Linked DNA regions of Mus musculus: region 2 is linked to region 1. Evidence: chromatin loops called from intact Hi-C (ENCODE). Cell type or tissue: gastrocnemius. All regions are shown on one strand. Each heading gives the region's core, and the rest is flanking DNA. Links, peaks and the distances in the headings are about the cores only.

Region 1 (17,021 bases), core at 9,022-17,021:
TAGTTAAAAAAAAAAAAAAAAAAAGAAAGAAAAAAGAAAAAGAAAGAAAAAAAAAAAACCTACCTTCCAATCCCAGTGTAATGCTGTGGGTGGTCTCTGGTGTGGGTCCAGGGGGTTGACCCATCCCAGCCTTGGGTGTGCTAGAAGTGTCTGGTTAAATAGAAGCAGCTGTGGTGTGTGTGTGTGTGTGTGTGTGTGTGTGTGTGTGTGCATGTGTGTGTGCACGGTGTGCACATGCACAAGTGTACACGAGGTGGGGTGGGGGTGGGGGAATTAGACTGCTCTCACATGCTCTGGTGGAGGGGTTGGCTCTTAGGGACCAGAGTTAGCATCTGAATGGACGGAAAGGTGATAGAAGCTGTGGTTTGGTAGCATCCAGACAGAGGGATGAATTCATGCTCGTCCTGGGTATAGAGGAGAAGTAGCTGATCAGCTGGCAGGGTTATCTCCTTTTGACTCGCCTGAATGGGCATATTACCGAAGAGCCGAAGAGCCGTCCCTCTCAGAAAGGGGAGCAGGGAAAGAAAGGGCAGTTCCAGGCAGGGGCAGACACGAGACAGCTTGTGAGCAGCCCATGGGTTTAGCTGCCCTGCTCTCCGCCTTGAGTCTTCTGGCCACAATGACTTGTGGCGTGCAAGCATCTTGCCGTAGGTGGAGGATTCTTCTATGTAGGTTCCCTGCCTTGGACCATACGTGCTCAGTGAGGCTCGGTGAGCTTTACTGACTTTCCCAGAGCCACTCAGCTACTGAGGAACAGAGATGGAAATTAAACCCAGTCCTTCAGAGACTCACAAGTCCTCACCCAGCCTCCTTTCTTGTTCTCCTGAAGTCTGAAGTTTCTCCGTGGCCCTGGTTTTATGTTGTTGAGAGAGGCTCAAGATTCTTCCGCCTCAGCCTCCCAAGCACCATGCTTAACTGTCTGTTCCTCCATGCCTGGCTTCTTCTCCTTGGTTCATTATACACATTGCCTGTTTCCATTTTCTGCCATCTGGATGTATTGCTCAGAACCCTGGCCTGGTGCTGGTTCCGTTGAACTAAGAGGTAAGCTGCATTAGACCTCTGCTAACCTGGGCCCACTTCAATCCTGCCCCAGCCCAGAGCACACACATCTTCTTCCTCCTCTTGCTAGGCAAGGGATCTGGGATTGCTAAGGCCCTGGTGCCCCAGTTCCCATGTACCCTTCCTTCCCCATAGCGTGGACTGCTGTGACTGTCACTCCAGCATGAACAGTGGGACATGAGACACAGTGTGAGTGTCAAGAAGTCTTACTGGGGGGCTGGAGAGATGGCTCAGTGGGTTAGAGCACTGACTGCTCTTCCAGAGGTCCTGAGCTCAAATCCCCAGCACCCGCATGGTGGCTCACAACCATCTGTAATGGGATCTGATGCCCTCTTCAGGTGTCTGAAGACAGCTACAGTGTACTCACATACATAAAATAAATAAATCTTTAAAAACAAAACAAAACAAAGAAATCTCACTGGAATGCAAGCCAGCCTTCCTATATCTTGTTTCCTTGTCTCAAGAGCAAGGACAACAGTCAGTCCCATGCCTGTGACAGTGTGACATGCCTACTTCCCACCCACACAAAGTGCACAGCACAACACAAGTTGTAGCATTGCCTACAGGCACCATAGACAGGTACACAGCTCTCCCCTCCCACTTTAGCCTCAGCCACGTGGTCGATTAAAAAAAAAGTAGCCTTGACCTCAGACTGTGAGCAAGCACAACTTCAGGCTGCCCTGAGCTTAACTCCAAACCATAGTGGTAAAGACGGTATGTTCTCAGCTCTTAGCAACTTGGTTTCTTTCCACTTCTTGCTGTTTAATCAGCTTGTTGAAATGGCCAGCAGCTTCCCTGTGTGTGACCATACTCTGCCCAGTGGCTCAGTGCTCACCTTTGCCCTGATCCAGGCCTTGCTAGCATCTATCTATGCAAATACTTCTGGGTCGGCCTCCCAGGCACATCCAGTCCAGAGTCAGGAGAGCTGGGGATGGAAAGGGAAGGCACGGGAGCTGACTTGCTACATACTCTGACCCTTAGACCAGCCTCCTCGCTTGGGTAGTTAAAGGCTAAGCTAGAGAAAGGGTTGCCCCCACCACGAGCACAGATAAATATAAAACAAATGGGGCTGGTGAGATGGCTCAGTGGGTAAGAGCACCTGACTGCTCTTCCGGAGGTCCAAAGTTCAAATCCCAGCAACCACATGGTGGCTCACAACCATCCATAATGAGATCTGACTCCCTCTTCTGGAGTGTCTGAAGACAGCTACTTACATATAATAAAAAATAAATAAATCTTTAAAAAAATATAAAACAAATGGAACAAACTAAAACGCAGGTGCCATCCTTAGGACAAGAGCTTGAGCCACCATCCAGCCCACTGGTGTGGACGTGGATGTGCAGCCCCTCCTCTTCCTGGCTGTGTGACTGTGACGGCAGGCCAGCTCAGTGTCCTCCACCCGGTTCTCAGTTTGTCAATGTGGTTGTAGCACCGCCCATTGCAAGATGATGGACATGTGTAGAATGCATCAGAATAGCCCCTGCTACACTAGACTGAATGTCCTTCTACTCATGTATGGAAAGAAACCTTAACTCCATAGCCAATGGCATTAGGAGGTCAGGGCTCTCAAAGGTGACCTCACAATAACCGTCTGGTCCTCAGGAGTGGGGTCAGTGGCCTTATGAAAGAAGTCCGAGAGTGCTCCCATCCCTTCCAGTGAGAACTAAGAGGACGGTCATTAGTGAAGTGGAGAGCAGATGCCAGGATTAAGCCTCTGTCGTCTTGGTGTCAGACTTCCTGGTCTCCGGAACTGTAAGGCATATCTTTCTATTGTTCGGAAGCCTCTAAGCCCAGGACATGGCTTCCTTTAATGTTTGTTTGTTTACATGAGTATGCAGAGACAGAAATCGGCACTGGAATCGAGGTGCCGCAGAACAGTGCACTTTTATTTCGAGATCTGTGTTGCTGGGATGTAGCACAGTCGGCAAAGTGCTCGCCTTGCAAGTACAAGGACCCAAGTTCGATACCCCAAGCCTCCCCCTGGCATATTTGTAATCCCAGCATGGAGCTGCCTAGGAAACAGGCAGGTTTCCTAGGGTTCACAGGCCTAACCTACGTGCAAGTCCCAGGCCAGTGAGGGACTCTGTCCCTCAAAAAGGACAGTGGATGGTATCTGAGAAAGATCTAGAGGTGGCCCTCTGTTTCTTGTGTGCACATGCTCACAGTACACAGACACATGAACACACATATACACACATACACAGGAACAGGAATGGAGCAATGAGAGTTTTGTGGGACATGGTAGAAAAGTACTCTATTGCCACAAACACCTTTAAACGTGATTCTGGTGAGGGTTCATGGGGAACTGTGTTCTAAAAGGCCTGAATATTAGAGAATCCTTGTGTGATATCGATGTAGTGATGGATATCCCAAAAGTCCTTCCGTTAAAACTCGTGGCTGAGGTGGGAGCAGCCTGCTGAACAGGGAGGATGATTTCAGGTTATGAAGCCTATGAGGCCCAGGGAATAGAATGTAGTGGTTTGGCTGGGCAGCAGTGGCACACCCCTTTAATCCCAGCACTTGGGAGGCAGAGGCAGCATCTCTCTGTGAGATCTAGGTCAGCTAAGTCTACAGAATCCAGGACATCCAGGGCTACACAGAGAAACTCTGTCTCAAACAAAACAAAACAATATGGTATCTTGAGTGACAGTGTCCCCCATAGGTTCAGATATTTAAATTACTTGGTCCCCATTTGGTGTTACTGTTTGGGAATGTTTAGGAGGAACACTCTTGCTGGAGAAAGCATGCCGCTGGGGCAGAACATTCTAGAGCCCTGGGCTTCACACGGTCTTCCTGCCTTATTCTAAGACCCATATCCAGGTCTTAATCTGGGGTTTCTGGGTGGGATCAGGAATTCACCAAATCCCTGTGGTCATGGACTGCAGTGTGTTTGCCTCCCTTGGGGATAGGAGGAGTCAGGGCTGGGTCCAGATCATCAGAGTCAGAAACAGAGAGTGTTGTCCGTGTTCCAACTTAGGCTCCAACTAGATCAACCTATGCTAGATGGGGCTCTGCTCAAGAATGACTTCTGGGAGGCTGGAGCGATGGCTCAGCAGTTAAGAGCATTCATTGTTCAATTCCCAGCACCCACATGGCAGCTCGCAATGGTCTGGAACTTCAGTTCCAGAGGATCTAACATCCTTACGCAGACACACATGCAGGCAAAACACTAATGCACATGAAACAAAATAAAAACCTCAGTTAAAAGAACAAAAGACTTTTTGAACCTGACTCCTTCCAGTTGGTCAGTGACCTTCCTTGGACAAGCCTCTGTAGGTCTGGTTCCTTGTGGGCCTGTCGCCATGACTTCTTGTGAAGATTGAACCAATCCATGCAGAACTAGCTGGTCACCCCTGGCTAGAGGATTACTTGTTCTCCCCGGTGCTGGTACCATAAAGAGGAACAAAGGAGACAAGATGGTGACCCAGGTCTAGAGCCTTGGCTGGCAGGTGACATCATGAGAGAGCAAGTCTGCTCTCTGCTCTCAGGGATAGGAGGATGCCCCATAGGGAAGCTAGAGGGTGAAGCAAATCTACCCAAAGTTTCATTTCTGGTCATACACTAAGCCAGTCACATCCCGCACAATTCAGGAAGTGGCTCTGGCAAGTGGCTCTGGCACAGGGCAGAAGCTGTGCATCTGAAAAGGCCTGATAGGTGCCCTTGTGGTATCGTCCCATGGCCGGTTTGAAGTCACTGTTTGGTGTCTGAGAAAACAGAGGAACGGTCAACCATGGAGTCACACCCAGAACAGGCATTAGTTAGCATGGACATGTCAGAGGACCCGAAGTAGAGACCGAGGCATGCAGCTGTATGCAGCAGAGGCAGCCGAGGTTGAAGGCCTCTGGGACCAGTTCTGCCACAGCAGGTTTCATCAGACCCTTCAGAAGCACTTGCTAGGACGCAGAGGGCTTGATCCACCCCATTTCATAGCCCAGGAGTGATGACAAGTCTCCAGATGTCACCAGTGCAACCTGTAAGAGGACCACCACGCTCTGAAAGATGGATGACGGTTGTCAGGAGCTTGCCCCTGGCCAGAGAGGGTGTGAAGACTTCATCTGTTCCTGTTCTGGCTGAGGGCTCGCCTGGAAGGTTCCGGAAGGAGCAGGTGCATTGCGAGCTCATTCAGACTTCTGCAGACACAGTCACAGACTTGGGGTGCTCTCTGCATTTCAAGTGCCACATCTTGCCTCTCCGTGTGCCCCCATGCATGGCTTCCCTCCTCCCCCACTAAATCTTTCCACCTGTTCCCTCTCACCTGAGGCCTGAGGGAGGGCGGGGGCGGGGGTGGGGTGAAGAAGGGTGAGGACTGAGGGGCGAGTCTAGATACAGAGCTGTGATTTCACTTCTGGCAGGCATCTTTGGAACCCAGGTGGGGTGCAGGGCCACCACCTGCAGTGAGAGGGTCACACCTCCTACCTGCTCTCTGGGGCTCATTAGCTGCTGAGGTAAGGCTCAGTCTCTCTCTCTCTCTCTCTCTCTCTCTCTCTCTCTCTCTCTCTCTCTCTCTCTCTTTCTCTCTCTCACATTTGCTGAGTTTTTGCTGAGACTCAAAGAGGGAAATGAGCCACTGCCACTCAGCAAGCACTCTTTGAAACAGAAACTGAGCCTTCTGCATTTTCTAATGATGCCCTGTGATCTAAAAATGCAGAAGTCTGGCCTTGCGTCTTCAAAAGTCCCCTTTCTGAAAAGAGGTGTCTGGAGCTCACCTTCTGCTTACCAAGCTCCCAGGGATGGAACGGTCAGGTGCCCCCCCAACATGTCAGGCCAGCTGATGCCAGCTTCCTGCTGAGTGATTGGCCTCTGGGTGGTTGTGAGGAGATGGCAAAAGTCCCAACTCTTCCTTTTCTGTTTTTTTTTTTTTTTTTGTTCTTTGCCATTCCTCACATCTTGTCCTATTGTGTAAAAGTCAGCCACTTTGTCCTATTGTGTAAAGGTCAGACTCTGGAAATGTGGGGGAGAATTAGGGCTGGCTTAGAACTGGGGAGACTCTAGTAGTCACTGACCACTCTGAAGCCCAGGATCTCGAATGTCTTGCGGATGCCAAAATTCTGATCATGCTGGGACATGAACCTGATGCTGAGTTTGTTTTTCCGAGCCCGTGTTGTGCTCGCAGGGCCATTGGATGGCTCCCTTCCATCATCACTCTCGCTGGATTTGGACTCAACTAGGATGCACACCTCTGGGCATGTCTGTCAGGGAGGGGAAGACCCATGTGGGCAGCACCATCCCCTAAGCTGTGGGCAGCACCTAAGCTGGGGACTGAATAACAAGGAGAAAGAGAGCTGGGCACCAGCAATCTCTTCTATTTCTGTTTCCCGACTGTAGATGCAGTGTTACTAATTGCATCGCATTCTGGCTTGCTACCCTTTCCTCACTCGGATGAACTGTTTCTCCTCAAGCCGGAAGTCCACCTCAACACTTCCTCAACTTGCCTTTTTTTTTGGTCAAGCATTTGATCAGAGTCATGAGAACATAAAACTAGCACAAGCTCTCAGAGTCTTTTAAAAAATCTTATCCCCTGGACAGAGTCATAGAACCAAAGGGACCTAACAGCCTGGAGCCATGCTGGAACATGTTCTAGGGACCTGGGACACCTAAATCCCTTGCCAACGTTGAGAGCCTGTGAGGAGAGACTGTGTAGACCCTGCCCTACACTTATGCCCCTATCGGCAGGCTGGGCAGGGCTCTCCCAAGCACAGGGGAGGCCTCAGGATGGGTGGAATAAGTTGGTACCTCCATGCATATACCTAGGAGATGCTTCTAACTGAGCAACATTCTGAGAAGCCAGAGAATGTTCAAACAAACAGCATTCTGGCTGTGTGTCAGGGCAGGAGGAGCTACACAGTGGGGCCCAGGGCTCCACGCTCCTGTGTGTTCTCTTGTCTGTGTTCTGTAAATCTTTTCATTACTAGAATGAAACTCTTTTCCCTTGGAGGTGGGCACAGCTCTTGTTTCTTCTTGCCCATTGTTCACTGTTTTTCTAGACACTCATAGCTGGTCCTTATTAGAGAGTATAGCCAGGATTAGCAGAGATTAGTAGAGACCTCGCAGCTCCTTCCTTTCTTGAATACTTCTTTTCCTCTAGCTCAGAGGTTCTCAACCTTCCTAATGCTGCAACCCTTTAATACAGTTCCTCATGCTGTGGCGATCCACCAGCCATCAAATGATTTTCATTGCTCCCTCATAACTCTACTTTTGCTTCTGTTATGAACTGCAATGTAAATATCTGACTTCAACCTCCAGAGGGGGTTGGGACCCACAGGTTGAGAAACATTACTCGAGGGCCATACATAGTCCTCCATGGGCAGGAACCATAGATCTCTCTGCAAACCAGGCTGGTCTCGAACTCACAGAGATCTTCCTGTCTCTGTCTCTCAAGTTCTGGGGTTAAAGGTGAGCACAGCTCAAGTCCTCTTGCTTGTCCAACAAGCAATTACTTACTGACCTATCTCTCTGGCCTATGTTCTTTTTAAGAGAGTCAGCCCAGGTTCAAGATCTTGTCCACCGGGAATGAATGAGTGTTCTTTCTAAGGTTTCTTGCTCTCTGTTTATGACAGGTGATATTGATCCTCTATTAGTGATACACAGGAATGTTAAGATTTGTTTTGCTGGGGAAGGCATGTGATCCATGTATGTATGGATCAGAAGACAGCTTGGGTGAGTTAGTTCTCTCCTTCCACTATCTAGGCCCTGGGGATCAAACTTAGATCATGAGGCTTGGTGGCAAGCTCCCACCGAGCCTTCTTGTCAACCCATGTACACAGGTTGGGTTTCGGTGGTGGTGGTGGTGGTTGGTTTTGTTTTTATAAAAAGTAAGTAAAACAACGGAGCAGAAACATTCACTTATAAATACAATTGGTCTTTTTCTACTTATTAAAGTTTACCTACATTATAGCATTTGCATGCATGTTAGTGTAAATAGTCCCTAGATGGGGTAGGTACCATTCATAGGAGACCCAGGCAGGAGTCTCCAAACCTGAATTCCAGCCACTTGGGATGAGCATAATGCTGTCTTTCCTGGTCACTTTAGAGTAGCGAGTTGGATATGTTTCCCATTTTGAATTCAGGGCCCTCCCTCTATCACCCACTGAAAAGGGACCTCAGGACCACTCCTGGGTTTTTCAGAACTCTGCCTAAGCTGCTGCTGCTGCCCAACAGGTAGGTCCTACCTCCAGGATGCCAGCATCCTGCCCTTGGGGGAGGGAAGAGATAGAAAGAGTCCCTTTAGCTGTCACTAGGGCGCCCAGTGCCACACTTTGCCACAAGCTGACCCTGCTGGCCCAGGTGAAAAGAGGACCCAGCAGTCACCACCTTCCCTCTGTGACACCATGCCTGCAATGATTTGTTTGACTCTGTGTGAAGGTTTTATTTTGGTTTCTGTTGTTTTTGCAGTATTGAAGACAGAACCCAGGGCCTGGTATATGTTAGGCTAGCACTCTACCACTGAGCTACGTACCCAGCCCTGAATCTATTATTTATTTATTTAATTAAAAAAATTACTTATTTTATGTATGTGAGAACACTATAGCTGTCTTCAGACACACCTGAAGAGGGCATCAGATCCCATTACAGATGGTTGTGAGCCACCATGTGGTTGCTGGGAATTGAACTCAGGACCTCTGGAAGAGCAGTCAGTGCTCTTAATACTGAGCCATCTCTCCAACTCCTCTATTTTTTTTATTTATTGTTTTGGGTTATACTGTATGGAACAGAGTCTCACACTATAACCCAGGCTGGCCACAGATGCAGGGACAATCAATCTTCTTACCTTCGTTCCCTGGGTGCTGGGATCATAGGCAAGTATTACTACACTTGGTTTGTGGGTTTTGTTGTTGTGTTTGTTTGTTTTGTTTTTGTTTGTTTTTAAACTTTTTATTGATTCTTTGTGAGTTTCCCATCATGCACCCCAGTCCTGCTCATCTCCCCGTTCCCTTGTATCCACCTTTTGCCCTTGCAACCTCCCCCGTTAAATATATATATATATATATATATATATATATATATATATATATACATATACACACACACACACACACACAAAAAAAAAACAACAAATACAAAGCATAGAAGACATCTCAACATATAAGCTGTATTATGTCACAGTGTGTCCCACAGTCTACCCCTCTGCCCACACATCTTCTCTCAAATGTTCATTGCAATGAGTTACTGCTCTGGTTCGAGGTCTCTGGCTTCTGTGACTCCATCAATATTGGATCCTCACTGGGACTCCTCCCTGTTATCCTCTTGTTGCCCTGTGTCATGGAGATCCTGCCACTTTGGATCAGCAGAGCTGGCCATTTCATGCATCCCAGCCCTTTGCAGATGATATAGATTTGGAGATGGAACCGTTCAGAACCCTGGATCTGGTCAGCCCTCCAGCTCTCCCTCCTCTGCACCACCAGGGCGAGCTCTCTGGTACTGCTCTGGCTAGACCACCCAATGCCACCATCAGCGGGAGGCAGGGGCAGCTCTTCTCCTTGCATGCCCTCGGAGCCCAGCTCACCAGCACCCACGCCTCCAGAGCCAGCTCCACTGTGCTGTCCAGTCAAACTGCAAGGCTCACTCTCCCAAGTGCTGCAGCCTGTGAGAGGCTGGGCCAGCTCTCCCACTCTTTCCACAGGCTCACCTGTGCCTTTCCTATCAGGCAGGGTAGAGGGCCTGCTCTCCTGAGTGCTATAGCCAGTGAGGGAGCAGGGCTAGGCATCCCTGCTCTCATGACCCCAGGGTCAACTCTCCTGGCTACTGACGATGGGGAGTCACCCACCGTACCCCACGCCAACTTTGGGAGAGAGGCTCACCTGCGCCCCCTTGACCAAGAGGTGGTGAGGGGTGGGGGTGGGGGTCAGGTGGGGATGGGACATCATCTTTGCATCCATGCTACCCCACGGCAGACAAGTGGCAAGGTCGGTTCTCTTACCTTCATGCCCTCGGGCCAGCTCACCCACACCCCTGCCACCAGGGATAGCTCCATCTTGCTGCCTGGGTGAGGTGCAGGGCTCAGGTGCTCTCCCGAGTGGTGCTGCCAGTGAGAGATGGGGCCAGTTCTCTGCAGCACTGCATCTAGTGACGAGTGGGGACCAGTTATGCAGAGCCCCTGGACATCTGCATGGTCCCTGGTGGTGGTCCCGACCAGAGACATCCCCATGTTTTCTAGTGGTAACATGAACTACAGACATTGACACCAACTCCTGCTGGGCCGGATTCAGATATGGCCTTCACAGACAGATTGGGCTGGGACCTGACCGTGGACTTGGGTGGAGGGGCTGGCTGCTCACACCAGGTTACTCTGCTCGACCTGCGAGTCTCTGGTTCTGTCTCTCTTCATAATGCGCAAGCGCAAGCTGCTCCATTTCTCTTTCTCTCCATCTGACCACCGCAAACATGCACATTGTGGTGGTTCCTGCTACAGGCTGGCCACATGGCTGGCAGGCCCCTGGGTGACATCTTCCATCAGCCCTGCATGGTGTGGTACCTGTAGGTCTATGGTCTGCCAGTGCCAGGCGTGGGAGGGCAGGTCTTCGAGTGGCGTGGTGATCCACAGGTCTCTGTCTGTCTTCCTCCTCCCAAGCTGCACTGCCCGGATTGGGTTGGATTGGATTAGATTTTTTTGCATCCTAGGCATAAGACAATTTTGGCCACCAAGCCAGGTATCAAGGTAGAATGAACAAAGGACTGTCATCTGCTCTGTCCCCTGATTGATATAAGAGCCATACCACCAACAAGGTGATTCTTTGCCCATTGCCAAGGGTGTGTGTGTGTCTCTGTGTGTGTGCATGTGTGCATATGTATGTGTGTGTGTATAGTGGGAGGTTGTGTGTTTTTATTTTAAACTTTTACCATGGAAATAATGAAGCATTTACAAAAGAGAAATAGGATGCTATGATAGGTTTCATGTACCTGTGACCCAGCTTCAACCATGTTCTCTTGTGTGTCTAACCCTTGAACCCCCAACCCTTGCTATAGAGGTCTCCTGTTTCCTTCTGTAAATAATTTGCTATGTATGCCCTTTGAAGAGAATAAGACTACACCGGGCGTGGTGGCGCACGCCTTAAATCCCAGCACTTGGGAGGCAGAGGCAGGTGGATTTCTGAGTTCAAGGCCAGCCTGGTCTACAAAATGAGTTCCAGGACAGCTGGGGCTACACAGAGAAACCCTGTCTCAAAAAACAAAACAAAACAAAACAAAACAAAACAAAACAAAAAGAATAAGGCCTCGTAAAGTGTAAGCTAACATACATGCCATAAATACATTTGTCCAAACGCACAGAACACATACCACCCAGACATACCACCCAGAGTGCCAGATCTGTCAGCCACCGACTATGTGTCACCACAGCACGGCCAGATGTGGCAAATGTGTCACTCTGATATCGGACATAGATAGGTGGGCACCCCGGGAGCATGGGTCGGGGTGGGTGGCAGGTGGGAGAGATTGGGAAGTCTGTACTTTCAATTTTGCTGTAACCCTGAAACGACTCGAGGATTTGTCCTTAAAAACCGAAAAGCTCACCATACTGTCAGGAAACTTAAAAATGAGCAACACTTTCATGATCTATGATTAGAACGCCTGTCTTCCTCACTAAGCTGGGAGTGTCTCCAGAGTTTTCTGCATTGCTCTTGGCTGTATCCCTGGACCTAGCAGTGTCTGAGAACCAGTAAGTCCACAACAGTCCAGGCTAGGGAGGTGAATGAATGAATGAATGAATGAGCGGGTGAGGAGCTGAGAGCCCACTCTGCTCTCCTTGACTGCTGGCCTGTCATCACTTGGCTCGACCGCTGCTCCCAGGTCCCCAGACTCTCCCATTCTGAGATGAGCAGGACCAGTCCCCTCTTCTGCCCACCTGCATCTTAAACTCTCAGCGAGTGGCTAATCCTCTCCCGTGGCTGCAGCCAGCTCCCCCTGTGAGGCTAATTCCACCTTCCCATTTAATCATCATACTTAGCACACTCAATGAGGGTTTTTCATCTCCGAGCCCCACGCAGGCATTAGCTGATTACTGTAATCTGTTTGACTCCCAAGGCATCCGCCAGGAAGGCAGGGAAAAGGACCCGGAGCCTCCTTTCCCTTTTGGAAGCTCAGTTTCCTCTCCTATAAACTTGGGGTGTGATGGCTAATGGGCATACGGGGTGGTGGGGTTAAAGTCCCACTGAATCTGAAAAGGGCCGGGCATTGTTTCCTAGCAACCAACAAGCCCACACCTGGGTTAGAATCCAGCTTTCACCACTTCAGATTTTCTGAGCCTTGATTTATCTATAAAACGAAGACAGTGCCTACTTCTGACATTGCTAAAAGGATGGGTGGACACTCCCACCACATTCTCATGATGCACACACTCCATGCAGGGCTCCAGAGAAGCCCAGTGGCCGTTCTTAGGGCATAAATGAAGGTGCAAGAGGCTGAGGTGTGTGGCAAGCAGAAGTTCCTTCTTTCCACCTTTGTTCTCTCCCCAGTGTTGGAAAGGAGGAGAGACATCCATTGCCTCCCTCCCGATAGTCTCGGCAGCTAGCCCTGCCTTCCTGTCCCCGGTGCACCAGTAAGGACAGATATTAGGTACAAGAGGACACTTAGTCTAGATGGGGAGGTATTGATTTCTGTTTGTTTTTTTGAATAGGATCTTATGTAGCCCAGGCTGGCTTCAAACTCACTACTTAGCCAAGGCTATCCTTGATCTGGTGACACTTCTGCCTTCACTCTCCAGGCATTACAGGTGCGTGACAGCATTTCAGGTTTATGCGGTGCTGAGGATAGACCCTGGGGCTTTGTATGTGCTATGCAAGCGCTGCACCCCCAGGCCACCATTGATGGAGGACATTTGGGAGCTTTTTCTTACATCCAAGGAAGAGACCATGGGTCACACCCACATTTCACAAATGATGAAACTGACCCTCACGCAGAGAAACACAACACCTATAAAGCCCGAAGCCGGGGCTGTCCCCATGCTGGTTTGCATGTCTCTGTCAGGGAGGAGAGGGGAACCCCTGCCTCAGCTGACCCTCTAATGCTCCGGGGAGTTTGCAGTTGCTGCTTCCTCTCTCTGGGCCTGGGGTGAGCTGGGGCGCAGGGCACCTGTTTCTAGTTCCCCAGAAGTTTAATTGGGGTGGTTATCATCATCTTCTGTGGTTGTAGACTGCAGATCTGAGGAGATCTGCGCTTACTGTGTCCACAAGGCATCAGTATGAGGTGAGAGGAGAGGGTAGGAGGGGTAGGAGCCCTCCCCTAGACACTTCGTGGGCCTCAGTGAGAGTACTGTCCTACCCACCAGGGCTCTTGGCTGGTACGGAGTCCACAGCCAGAGTATGGGCTGTAGGGATTATCTGGAACATTCACAGGGCACTCCCAGGAGCCAAGCTCTTCTTTGGTTGATGGAAGAGAGTAAATAACTGGGTCATCAACCCATTTTCCAGATGAGCAACCGAGGCACACAGAGGTTAATTAACCTTAATTGTTATGGTTTCAGTTTAAAGCCAGACTTATCTGTCCTCTCTTCTACCCAGTATAACCAGAGGAGGAGTTGAGGCTCAGATAAAGGCAGCAACTTGCCCAGCGTCACACAGCTGAGCCACCTCAGTTCCTAAGCCTTAGGTGATTTTCAGTTCATATTTAGAGACAGGGCTAGGGACACAGGCCCAGTGAGTCTGGAATCAGGCAACCTGGTGGTTTGGGAAGAGAGTGAGGGACAGGTGGCACTGGGGACACCAGCAGGGTGTGGTTTTGGTCCACATTTCTGTGGGGTTCTTGCCCGCTCTCCACCCAGCCTGGAGGGGGGTGCTGTGCTGAGATCCGCCTCTAGGTGGTGCTCTGCACTGCAGATCTGGACTCCCCTGGGGACTGGGAGCCTTTGTGCCCTGGGTAACCCTCATCAGGTGGCAGTATCTTCTAAGTTTCCCGGATGCCTCTGGACAGCAGCTTCCCCGCTTTCTTCCAAAGCTACTTGGCTTTGTCAGAAAAAGGGCTGGCGGGATCTGGGGAGATTCCTTAGGGTGATTTGGGATCACATGTTACTTCTTGGTTGGTCCTTGGCCATGGCCAGCTTATACAATTAAGTTTTTTTTTTCCCCCCAGAGTTGGGGATTGAGCCCAGAGCCTAACAGCAAGCTGCAACCTCGACCCTTTTTGTTGTTTTGAGGTGAGACTTGCTAAGGTGCCTGGGGTTACTTGATGGTCTTCTTGCCCCAGACTCTTGAGTGGCTGAGATTACAAGCCTGTAGCCCCAGGCTCTTGGTCCGCAGCCCTTTCCTCGCCTGCAGAGTGCGGGTGTTTTATTTCTAGAACATTAGGAGAGTTTGATGGGATGTCCTTGTCCAAGGCAGGTACCTCCAGCCAGGAGTGGTCAGGACGATCCCCATGGACAGTGGCGGGCTCTTATGGCATGTCTGCCTGGATGCTGGCTCTTCCTGTCTATGTTTCCTCATAATGGTGGTCCATGTGTCCTCACTCATCCATCACGCCCAGCCTCTCCTGCTCATCCTCATGGACCTCACACTGGCTCACAGAGGAGAGTTGGTGAGGGATGACTATGAGCCTCACTACCTAGCCTCAGACTCCTACCAACCACTTCCCAGTACCTGTAGTACATTTCCTCATGCCCCATAGTGCCTGAGATGCACCTGCCCGTGGTGCTTAGCCTCCTGGGGGCTGGTTGGGAGACATGCCGGAGCAGCTGTGGCCAGGTAAGTGGGGGACAGAAGAGGTGTGTGCACCCAACATTCTAAGTAAACCAGCTGGGAGCCTGTGAATGCCTTCCCTCGACCTCCGCCATCCCTCGCTTGCTTCTGTGTGTCTATAGGTTTATGGCTCCAAAATGAAGACACCCTAGGTCTTTATCCTTGGGAGCTGTCCCGTGACCACTGGACCCCCATGGGAGTAAAAAGCTAACATCTGGGGCTACAGAAGCCTCCACTTCATTTATCTTACCTACAGTCCAGTTAATAGCCACTGGGCCTCAATGATCTCATCAGCGAAATGGGGACAGTACTATAAGCCACAGCATCATAGAGCTGTGGAGAGCTTGAGTGAGCTTGTTGATGCAACCCTCTTAAACTTCTTTGAGAAGATTCTGAGAGTATGAGATGATTTGAGACCTCCCTAAGCAGGAAAGACACCGCCCCCCCCAACCTTCCACTCCATGATTCTTGATGATGAGGAGGCTTGGGTGAGTGTGTGACCTGCTTAGGGTCCTTCAGACAGATTGTGGCAGAGTCAGACTGAATTCTGTTCTCTGAGCCACATCTAGAGCTCCGTAGCACGCTTCCTGTTCTTTACAACCTGGCTAAAATGGAAGTGGCTCTTCTCTCAGGTGGTGTGATGCAGTATGGCCCAGAGGAGGCCCAGATGTCTGCTCCAGGGTGTACTTTTTTGTTTCTGTTTTTGTTTGTGTTTTTGTGTTTTGTGTTTGCTGCACTGGGGGTTCAAACCCAGACCTTTCCATGCTCAATGATAAAGATTTATCTTTCTTTATCTTTATCAGCTCTTTTAAATTTTACTTTGAGACGACATCTTGATAAATTATCAAGGCTAGCCTTGAACTCATTGGCAGCCCAAGCTAACTTTTGGATCGTGATCCTCCTGCCTCAGCTTCTTAAATAGCTGGGATTACAGGTGTGTGCTACTATACTCAGCCCGCTCTTCTTTTATAAAGGGCAATTGGTTTCTGTGTGTAGTTAGCGGGAGACTCTGAGCCTACAAGAGCAGGCCTTGCCCAGTGTCCCTCAGTCCCCATGGGCTCTGCCTTCTCCCTGACCTGTTGTTCATTCTTTGGCCAGCTCCATACCTGAGACCAGGAAAGCCATATGGGACCTGGCAGATCGATGTTTTATCCTAGCTGTCCTCTACTAGAACACATGCAGATGTAACGAGGGGACAGGTTCACTGTGTGACAATAGAGACAAAGCTACAAAACAAAAGCAAGTTCTAGAATGATGTGTATAGTATGACTGTATGTATTAGCAGCCATTCCTTAACATTTCAGCACATGCTCATGTGTATGTGTGTGTGAGTATGAGTGTGTAAGTGTGTGTGTGTGTGTGTGTGTATGAGTATGTGAGTGTGTGTTATATGAGTGTGTGAGTATATGAGTATGTATGTATAAGTGTGGGTGAGTGCATATGAGTGTGTATGTGAGTGTGTATGAGTGTGTATAAGTGTGTGAGTGTATATGAGTGCGAATGTGTGTATGAGTATGCAAGTATATGTGTATGAGTGCATATGAGTGTGTGTATGAGTGCGAGTGTATGAGAGTGTATTTGAGTGTGTGAGTATATATGAGTGTGTGTGAGTGTATATGAGTGTGTGTATGAGTGTATAAGTGTGTATGAGTGCATATGAGTGTGTGTAATTGTGTGTGTGAGTGTATATGAGTGTGTGTGAGTGTATATGAGTGTGTGTGAGTGTATATGAGTAGGTGTGAGTATATAAGTGTGTGTATGTAAGTGTGTGTATGAGTGTGTGTATATGAGTTTGTGTGAGTGTATATGAGTAGGTGTGAGTATTTGAGTGTGTGTATGTAAGTGTGTGTATGAGTGTGTGTGAGTGTATATGATTATGCATGAGTGTGTGAGTGTGTGTGAGTGTTTAAGCACGATCCTGCTCCCCTTTTGCTGGTTACTTAGCGATCCTTTGAATTACTATTCCATCAGGGAGGGCCAGAGAAAAAGAGAGTCCTTGAGTTGCTGGTGCGATCATGCAGTCACCTCCTTACCGACCTCTTAGACAATGCAGGGACTTTAAAACACCCCAAGTCTTGCAAGCTCTTCCTGACTCCCGTCCTATGATCATGTGACCTTAAATTCTTGATGTTAAACATTCGTTTTCCTGTCTTTTACATCCAGGATCATTGTGTTTACCAGAATTTCTGTCTGCGCACTGCTCCCATTTCCTTCCCGAACATTCAGGCTTCCATCTGGGACCACTTTCCTTCTGCCTGGAGCGTCCCCGTTATGTTTATTTTCAAATCTGAGCTATTC
Region 2 (8,000 bases), core at 1-8,000, 290 kb after region 1:
GTTTTAGCTCTGAGAAAGATGGAGACGTTGACAGTGTGTGGATGGAGGCAGGAACGAGCCTGAGGACATACGTGCAGGGCTTAACCTGGCATGGCCGCCCTGGCTCTCTATCCAGAGGGTGCATGGAAAGAGACCAGCAGTGAGCCTAACACAGACACACAGCCTGGTCCTCCTCAGTCGAGACCTGGCATAGCAAGGGTCTCAGAGCCAGCTGTCCTCTCTCCTATGGATACAAGACCCCCTTATTGATGGCAGGAGCCAGTTTGGGGGCCTACTTCATCACCAAATAATCAGTATGAGGTGACTTCCTCTTCAAAGAGGACCCTCAAAGAACCTCTTCCAAGCTCAGCAAAAACCATAGATAGTAACAATGGCCTGTCACCTCTCCCAGCGATACCAACAGAGAGCAGGGGAGGCCATGTCACTTGTAAGGGTCACCCTAAGCCCCGTATACCCAAGGAGGAGTGGCCAGCTGTGAAGGCTGGACACACAAATATTTAAGGGAAATTAAGTTTTTAGAAAGGATAAACTTCAGAGCCAGCTTCCTAGGATCCCCCAAATCCCTCCCTCCATCTATGATCGAGTTCCCCAAGACCATGACCCCTCCATTGTATTGCTATGTGACTGTAGACAAGTTATCCAACTGCTCTGGGCTTCTGTCCTCCCACCTAGAGTGTGGCTGGTAATGCCCACCTCAGAACGATGCTGGGAGGAGAGGCGTGGCTGTGGACTGTGTAAGACAGCCACATTGCTGTTGTTGCTATTGTTGTTGTTGTTGTTGTTAAGTGCCTCCTGGGGGTGGGGATGCTCTGTGCTCCTCTCAGTCTGACAGTCAGGGATAGATAGTGTGGTAGGGGGAGTGCTAGCTCTGGTCAGTTTGAACCTAGATGACTTAGCCACCATACAGGCCTCCTGGACTCATAACCAGACAACACTGACACATAAGCCCCCCTGGAGCCCACAACCCACCTTGGAAACCCTTGCAGTATGGCCCCAGCCATCTACAGCAGGAGCCAGGGCCTGGGCTAGCGTGTCCCTTCAATTTTCAGTGTTGGATGTGAACGATGAGACTCCCACCTTCTTCCCTGCCGTGTACAACGTGTCCGTGTCTGAGGACGTTCCCCGTGAGTTCCGCGTGGTCTGGCTGAACTGCACAGACAATGACGTGGGCCTCAATGCGGAGCTCAGCTACTTCATCACAGGTACGGCCCTTGCTGCCTGGCAGGGACCTGGACCAGGGGGAGGGGGTGGCAATCAGCCTCAACTTCCTTGCCCCCCCCCGCCCCCAAGGGCTTGCTGGGAGTTTTGAGGCTGAAGGTGTGCTGGGCATGGGCAGAGGGGACAGAGTGTTGCCTGGGGCGTCCCTTCACCCCACTTCAGAAGGCAGTCACTACAGGAATGTGGCTTCATCCCTCCTCGGGGACTCATAAAATCTGTTGGTTGAGATGGGTTTGGTTTGGGCTGGAACATGTTCAATAGAGTTGTGGCTAAAGCTGATAAGGCCCTGTCCTGGCTCTCTGGAGAAAGTGAACCTGCCACGGAGGTAGACCCCGTGGGAAAAGACAAACATGCTCTATGGTTGTCACCTCACGAGCTATAACCGTTTTCCTCTTTCTTTGATGCCTGACCCACCTGACAGGCACTAGGACACACATCCCTGTAACCCTCCCATACCCACCTTCTTTCTGCTTACGAGCCACCTGAAGCCACGTCACACTATACTACATCTATGTGTACATACCTGTACACATATGCAGCATACACACTACCCTCCCTGTCACCTCTCCTCAGCAGCAAGGGATCCCAGGTTCTCCCCTCCTTTCCTCTTCACTCCCACCTCCTAGCCCAAAGACCATCCCAGGAAGCCATAGTTGGTGAGGCACCCACATGACATCAACCGAGAGCTTCTGCCGCTAACACTAATTGCTCTTTATTTCCTGCCTGCCCCATGCAGAACTGGGTTCTGTCTCTTGCAGAAGACACATTAGACTGGGAGGAACCTTCTGGGTCTTTCCTCTCAGAGGCAAGCCATGTAAAGAGCACCTGTAAAGGGACTCTACCTGCTCACCTGCCTTGAGCCCTTCTAGATTGTCAATCTCTGTAACCAGTTGTTCCGAGCACAGTACAATGGCTCCCTCTGCTGGCTAGAGTGCTGTACTGCAGCCTGCTCACACAGGCGGCGTCTCTCCCTCTCTGGTCTCAGACAGTCCCTTCCCTGGCTCCACCCAACAAGGGGACCGCCACTCAAGGACACCAAGCCCACCTGTCTCCTGTCCACATGCTCCTCTATGCCATTCTGAATTCCCGCCTAGAGAGCTGTAGTCCTTTCAGCCCCTCACTATCCCTAAAGATGAGGGTCCTGGGAAATTCACACTTGTACCCCAGTCAGGCCTGAGCCATGTGTAAAATGTCCCTTACCCAGGTCAGCTGTTCAGCCTCCTCTGGGAGAGATGCTAGGGCAACATGGGCAGGACCCACGCTCCAAAGTGAACATACAGGAGGAGCACAGGACAGGATACAGAACTGCAGATCAAGTGGAGGTTAAAGGAACTAGTCCATAATTGGAGTGCCTGGCACACAGTAGGTGCTCATACAAGCTGCACCCTCTACCTGTAAGAGCATCCTCTGAGGGATCCTGTGCAGGTTCCCACTCAGGAGGAGAGTCATGGTGCGTCACTTTGTAGAACTCTGCTGAACAACCCAAGTCTTCCTTCTCTTCTGCCTGCAGCGGGAAACGTGGATGGGAAGTTTAGTGTGGGCTACCGTGATGCCGTGGTGAGAACCGTAGTCGGCCTGGACCGTGAGACCACGGCTGCGTACACACTGGTGCTGGAGGCCATAGGTGAGTGCTAGCTGTCGTGCACACTGCCCACATGGCTGTTCCAGGCAGAGTTTACCCTGGGGAGCCCGGCTTAGAGTCAACCCTCTGCCCCGAGGCTAGTGAAGAAAGGCCCCCACACTCACAGGGCACTGTGGGGTGAGTGACTACCCCTCAGTGGCTATCATGTGCTCCCAACTATAAAGAAGGGTAAAGCCACATGCAGGCCAATAAGTAGACTCATGGCCACTCTGCTGGAAAGAAAAAATGTCTTCATCAGAAGGTGGCCAGGAGGAGACTGGATTCCATGCCCTGGGCAGAGCTACAGACACCCCGAACCCCACCCCCAGCCTCTGGGAAGAACTCTTCCTTGCTCCTCCAGGTCCCGTGGCCTTGGGGTTCCTTGGCTCATGCCCCACCCCTCACCTGACCTTCTCTTTGCTGGTGGTTGGTTTTTGAGACAAGCAATACTCAAATAACTGGTCTCTAATAATCCTCCTGCCTTGGCTTTCCTTGAGGAGCTACAGGCACGCACTGTGATCAGAGTACAGAACCTTCTAAGTCACTGAATCACTGGTTAAATGGCTAGGGGGACTGACCTCCCTTCAAGATCTTCAACTTAATTATGTCTCCATAGGCCCCTTTTATGAAATGAATAGTGTGCCTAGGCTCTGAGGATCTGACCGTTCATCCCACCTTCTTTAGTGCCCTGCTTAGCTCAGCTGTGCATTGGGATGGAGAATCCTGCCTGCTTCCCTAGCTTGTTGTGAAGACTGAATGAGCCAGACAAGGCTCTCCCTGGGATGTGGCATTATGTCAGCCCCAGGATATCGTTAGTGGTGTTGATGGTCCAGAAGGGCAGTGAGCCACCATCCCTTGAGGCAGATGAAGGACTGTGTAACTCTGGCTGATGGCCTGGCATACAGAGCTTCTAATACCTTTTCTTCACCCCTCACCCTCCACAGACAATGGCCCTGTAGGCAAGAGGCGCACGGGTACAGCCACCGTGTTTGTCACAGTTCTGGATGTGAATGACAACCGGCCCATCTTTCTGCAAAGCAGCTATGAGGCCAGTGTCCCCGAAGACATCCCAGAAGGCCACAGCATTGTGCAGGTAGGTGGCAAGCTAGGACCAGGCAGGGCTCTGCTCAGCCCTGAGAGTATTCATACTCGATAGCATCATACTATAAGGGGTGGGGACAGCAGGGATCCAAGGGTGGGCTGGAAGTGGCTTGTACTTGAAGAAAAATGGTCCCTCCTCCCTTCTGAGAAGAATGGGCCACAGTCTGTGTTAGCTGAGGACAGGGCCCTGGCTCACCTTGGCGTCCCCCAGAGCCTTTCAAAGCAGTGGAGAGAGGAAAGTAGCTGTTTCCTGGAAAGGAATCAAGGAGAGAGAGCGCGAGAGCCAGGGCTCAGCAAGGCCAGAACAGAGCTGCTTTCACGGCTTGTTGGCCAGGCTCCCCTCTTGGAAGGAAGCAGGCAAAAGGAAGAGCTCCTTGGCCCAGTATAGGAGCCACAGCTAAAAGGCCCAGAGGGAGGAGGACCCTAAAAATGAAGCACACCACACACACACACACACACACACACACACACACACACACACACGGAGAGGGAAGGGGGCTCTCAGTTGCTGGGAGGGAAGACAGGGAATGAATGGCCCATTTCACCAGCCTCAGTGTTTTGACTCATCCTAAGGGTAAGCCAACTCAGCAAAGATGGGCCTGCCACTACGGCCTGTTTTCTGGCTCAGTGGGAAAAGAAGAGTAGGAAGTGGGAATGTGTCTACCTCCCCGTGTGGGCACTGTCAGTTGTCAGGAGAGGCTCAGAAAGACTCTCAATAGATTCCAGGAAGACCAGAGGCATCCAGCATCTGGCTCCAGGAGGGAGGAAATGGGTCCCTTCCTCTGGCCTCAGCTAAGAAAGAATTAGAGCCCCACCACCACCACCACCATGAGGCAATAGGGCCCCACCCTTGCTTAGTACCTGCAACTCTCAGCTCACTGATAGGCACCCCAGAAACTGCAGCCCACCCAAACTAAGGACAACATAGCAGGTCATAAGGGAGCCTCGTTCCTACATTTTAGTCTGAGATGTTTCAGGGAGCTGAAGAAATGGGGGTGGGGGGGGCAGGGAATTGTTTAAAGATGGTTTGGAGTGGAAGCTGATTTTTTTTCCCCAGCCCTGAAATTCTGGTTTCTACATTTGTAAGACTTGAGTCTGCATCCTGGAGTCCCTGAGTGACATGGGCTCCCCCTACCCACCCCTCTGCTCTCCTCACTTCTCAGATGTTCAGCATCTCAGGACACTTTCTCCTAGGCCCTAGAAGTATCCTGCAAAGATGCACCCCTCCCTTTCTGAGGTCTCCAGGACGCAGGAGCAAGGCACAGTGACCTTACCTCTGTAGCATGCTTGGAGAACCACCTTCCTTTAGGCTGTGGGAGCACTGGGGCACTGGGAGATCAGTGTGGGTGTGCGTCAAGCTGACAGCTGATAACCTTGGTGAGTGGGGTACAGTGAGCGCTGGCACAAGATCTGGCTCCCTGCTGCTCCCGGGCTCATAGGGAAGAAGGCAGATGAGACTGTGCATGCTGCCTGCCTCCCTGATGCAGATTAGACACAAGAGCAATTCTGGGAGAGGGGGCAGTTCTATTGGAAAACAAAGGAGGCTTCGAACTACTGGTACTAATAAAGCATAAACGGTAAGCAGGGAGGACAGTATCATTCAGCTGCCTGAAGTGTCTGGTCAGGACGAGAGGCTCGAAATATAAATTGCAGCTAGTGGCCAGATGCACACTGTAGAGTGGGTACATCCAGTGGACACAGAGGAGACAGTGACAGCTCTGGACAAAGTAACAGCAAAACCAGAGATTAGTCCTTGGGAAGACTTAAGTGGCTTAACTAGGGTAGGCAGCCTTGTGATGGGCTCCTGGATCATTTGACTCTGGGACAGGAGCTAAGCATCTCAGGTTCCCTCTGCGCCATCTTCAAGTCTAAGATGCAGAAAGCCTTGGCTGGCATGAGAGGGTGAGAGAAAGGATCCCTAGCAGCCCACACCACACGAGTGGGCCTGCTTTGACCTGTTACTTGATGAGGTTGTTGCCACACCACAAAGAGCACAGCTAGTGCCATCCAGCCTTGATCCTCCAGCCTTGATCCTGGGAGGTCTGGTCCACGCTATCTTGAGAGGAGGCCACCTCTTTCCCAGGAAGACATGGTACCACTGCCATGCATCCTGGGGTGCTTTAGGGGTCCAGGTGGCATCGCCTCTGGTGCTGGCAGTGGCTAGCCTCCTACCATGGTGATACAGCCTCCACCTAGCCTTGGACAACAGCCTAGTGTTTGTTTGTCTGATTTGTTTTGATCTTATCTGCATTGTGATTTCACGTTTAGCTCGGGCTGCCTTAGATAATCCTCCCACCTCAGCCTGTTGAATGCTGGGATTGCAAGTGTGAGCTTCCACACTTAGCATACAGGAAACATCTTAATCTGTCTTCAGGTCTTCCCAGGCTGTCCTGACAGATGCCACTAAAGGATGCTCATGGTCTGATTCTTACCAGTGCCCTAGCTGGCAATGAATAAGACCCACCAGAAGGGGCAGGAAACAGATCCCTGGAGTCCCTTTCCTTGGGTTAGCCAGATGCAGGGATGCAAGCACCCCACTTAGCGAAGATACCTGGACCTTTTAGCAGCTGGTTTAAGCTGAATCTTCAGAAGATAAACAAGGCTTCTGGGGGACCATAGGGTGCTATTCCTAGGATTAGTAGATACCTAGCTTCCAAAACAGGTGCTCCAGTGCCTCAAGTTACACCTCAGAGCCCCAGAGTAAAGGTCTAGAGGCCTTTGGGTATTCATCTTTTGATTCAATGGTCTGTTAACAAGCAGAATTAGGGGCCTTCAGAGTCTTCTGGGAAAGGACATAGACTAAACACACAGGAAAATACTGGGGTGCTTTAGGGGTCCAGAGTACTGGTACCACTGTCCTATGGCCTGGGATGTCAGGTTCCATCAGAGACAGAATGGTCTCGGGTGAGCCTGTGTGTGGACAGGCACTGTGTCACATCATGGTGGCTTCAGTCCAGTCATAGTCACCTCGGTGGTCATCAGAGTCCGGCAGAGGACACCGCTGGATAGCAGGCCTGCCTCGTCGGAAGCTGTGCAGAGAGCGTCGCAGCGAGCCCAGGCGCTTCCAGAGCCGGAGCCTGGGCTCACTGGGGCTCACTGGGTGATGTGGCATGCATTCCCGGGCCCCTCGGCGGCCAGGGTCCAGGGCAGTTGGCTTACACAGCATCATGAACAGCAGGCAAGAGGCCAGAAGCAGAAAAATGCAGGCCAGGGCGATGAGGATCGGTACAGGGTCAGCAGCCTGGGTGGAAGTCCCAGAAGCGGCAGGGGTCGTAAGGAAGGTTGGAGGGCTAAGGAGGCTGGAGCCCTCTGTGTTCATGGTGCCTACAAGGGCAGGACAGAGAATCAGAGCAGAGAAGCTGCATCCCAGACAGGGACAAGTGAGACTTACCTGGAGCAAGCCAATGGGGGGCAAAACTTCTACTTTCCATGGACCATCAGCCTAGGCTGTTGGGGGAGCCAGCGCCCCTCTCGGAGCTGCCCATCACACACTACCCACACCAAGGCTCACCTGCTAACTGTCCAATTTAGCTCCATCCTCTGTCTACGCAGACCATCTGTGGCATTCCCTGTGCGGGATGGATCCTCTGCAGGGATAGTGGAAATGTCCAGCAGACAACAGGGCTATGGGGCAGGCTTCTGCCTTCACTCTGTCAACTCTTTATAGGTTTTTATTCCCAGGTGTGTCTGAGTGGCTCACTGGGCTCAGAGAGGACTGGAGGCTAGAAGGGGGGCAGTAGTTAGGCATGCTCCCTTAATAGCTTGTCACAGGTTAGCATAGAGAGGCACAGAGAGGAATCTTATACATCTGATTAGTGACAGGGCTGGGTATATACCCGTGGCTTCTCTCTGCCATCCCCTACCCCTCTGCTATGAAGAACATGGGATATATAAAGCTTTCTGGCATTTTATAATCAGTTCTCAGCAATTACCAGACAGTCGTAAACTTAAAAGCCCTAAGAGTCAGAAAGCCACTTAATGAATCAGGCGCAAGTCAGAGTGTGAGTTGCTCTGGTGGACTGGCAGGGTCCTAGAAGTAGCCCAAGGTCAATATGAGATT

Evidence for each region. Hi-C counts contacts between places; a loop is a spot of excess contacts. Peaks named below come from ENCODE experiments on the same cell type or tissue, not always from the same donor. Only the 100,000 strongest peaks of a DNase experiment are listed, where the experiment ranks them.
Region 2: a loop joins it to region 1, with 4 times the contacts of the local background. A loop is called at or near these places in 26 of 42 quality-filtered maps.

What each region holds. Positions count from the first base shown.
Region 1 is chr10:60,694,008-60,711,028 of GRCm38, reverse strand. It overlaps Cdh23 (cadherin 23 (otocadherin)), which reads left to right and starts at 14,539. Exons shown (of 71, transcript NM_023370.3): 1 at 14,539-14,729. It overlaps LOC115487528 (a small nucleolar RNA gene), which reads right to left and starts at 10,809; the gene lies at 10,665-10,809. In gastrocnemius, for the core only: a CTCF peak has its summit at 13,846 (motif pointing right); a DNase peak (open chromatin) is centred at 13,865.
Region 2 is chr10:60,402,217-60,410,216 of GRCm38, reverse strand. It overlaps Cdh23 (cadherin 23 (otocadherin)), which reads left to right. Exons shown (of 71, transcript NM_023370.3): 27 at 1,050-1,202; 28 at 2,729-2,842; 29 at 3,784-3,932. Gm17455 (predicted gene, 17455) reads right to left here. Exons shown (of 2, transcript NM_001164374.1): 2 at 6,658-7,264. The coding sequence starts at 7,259. The coding sequence ends at 6,873. It also overlaps a transcript of Vsir not described here. Among named protein-coding and RNA genes, the nearest start is that of Gm17455, 6.5 kb to the right of the region's middle. In gastrocnemius, for the core only: no CTCF peak of the experiment used is centred there; DNase peaks (open chromatin) are centred at 2,150 and 4,253; H3K27ac peaks cover 1,209 bases.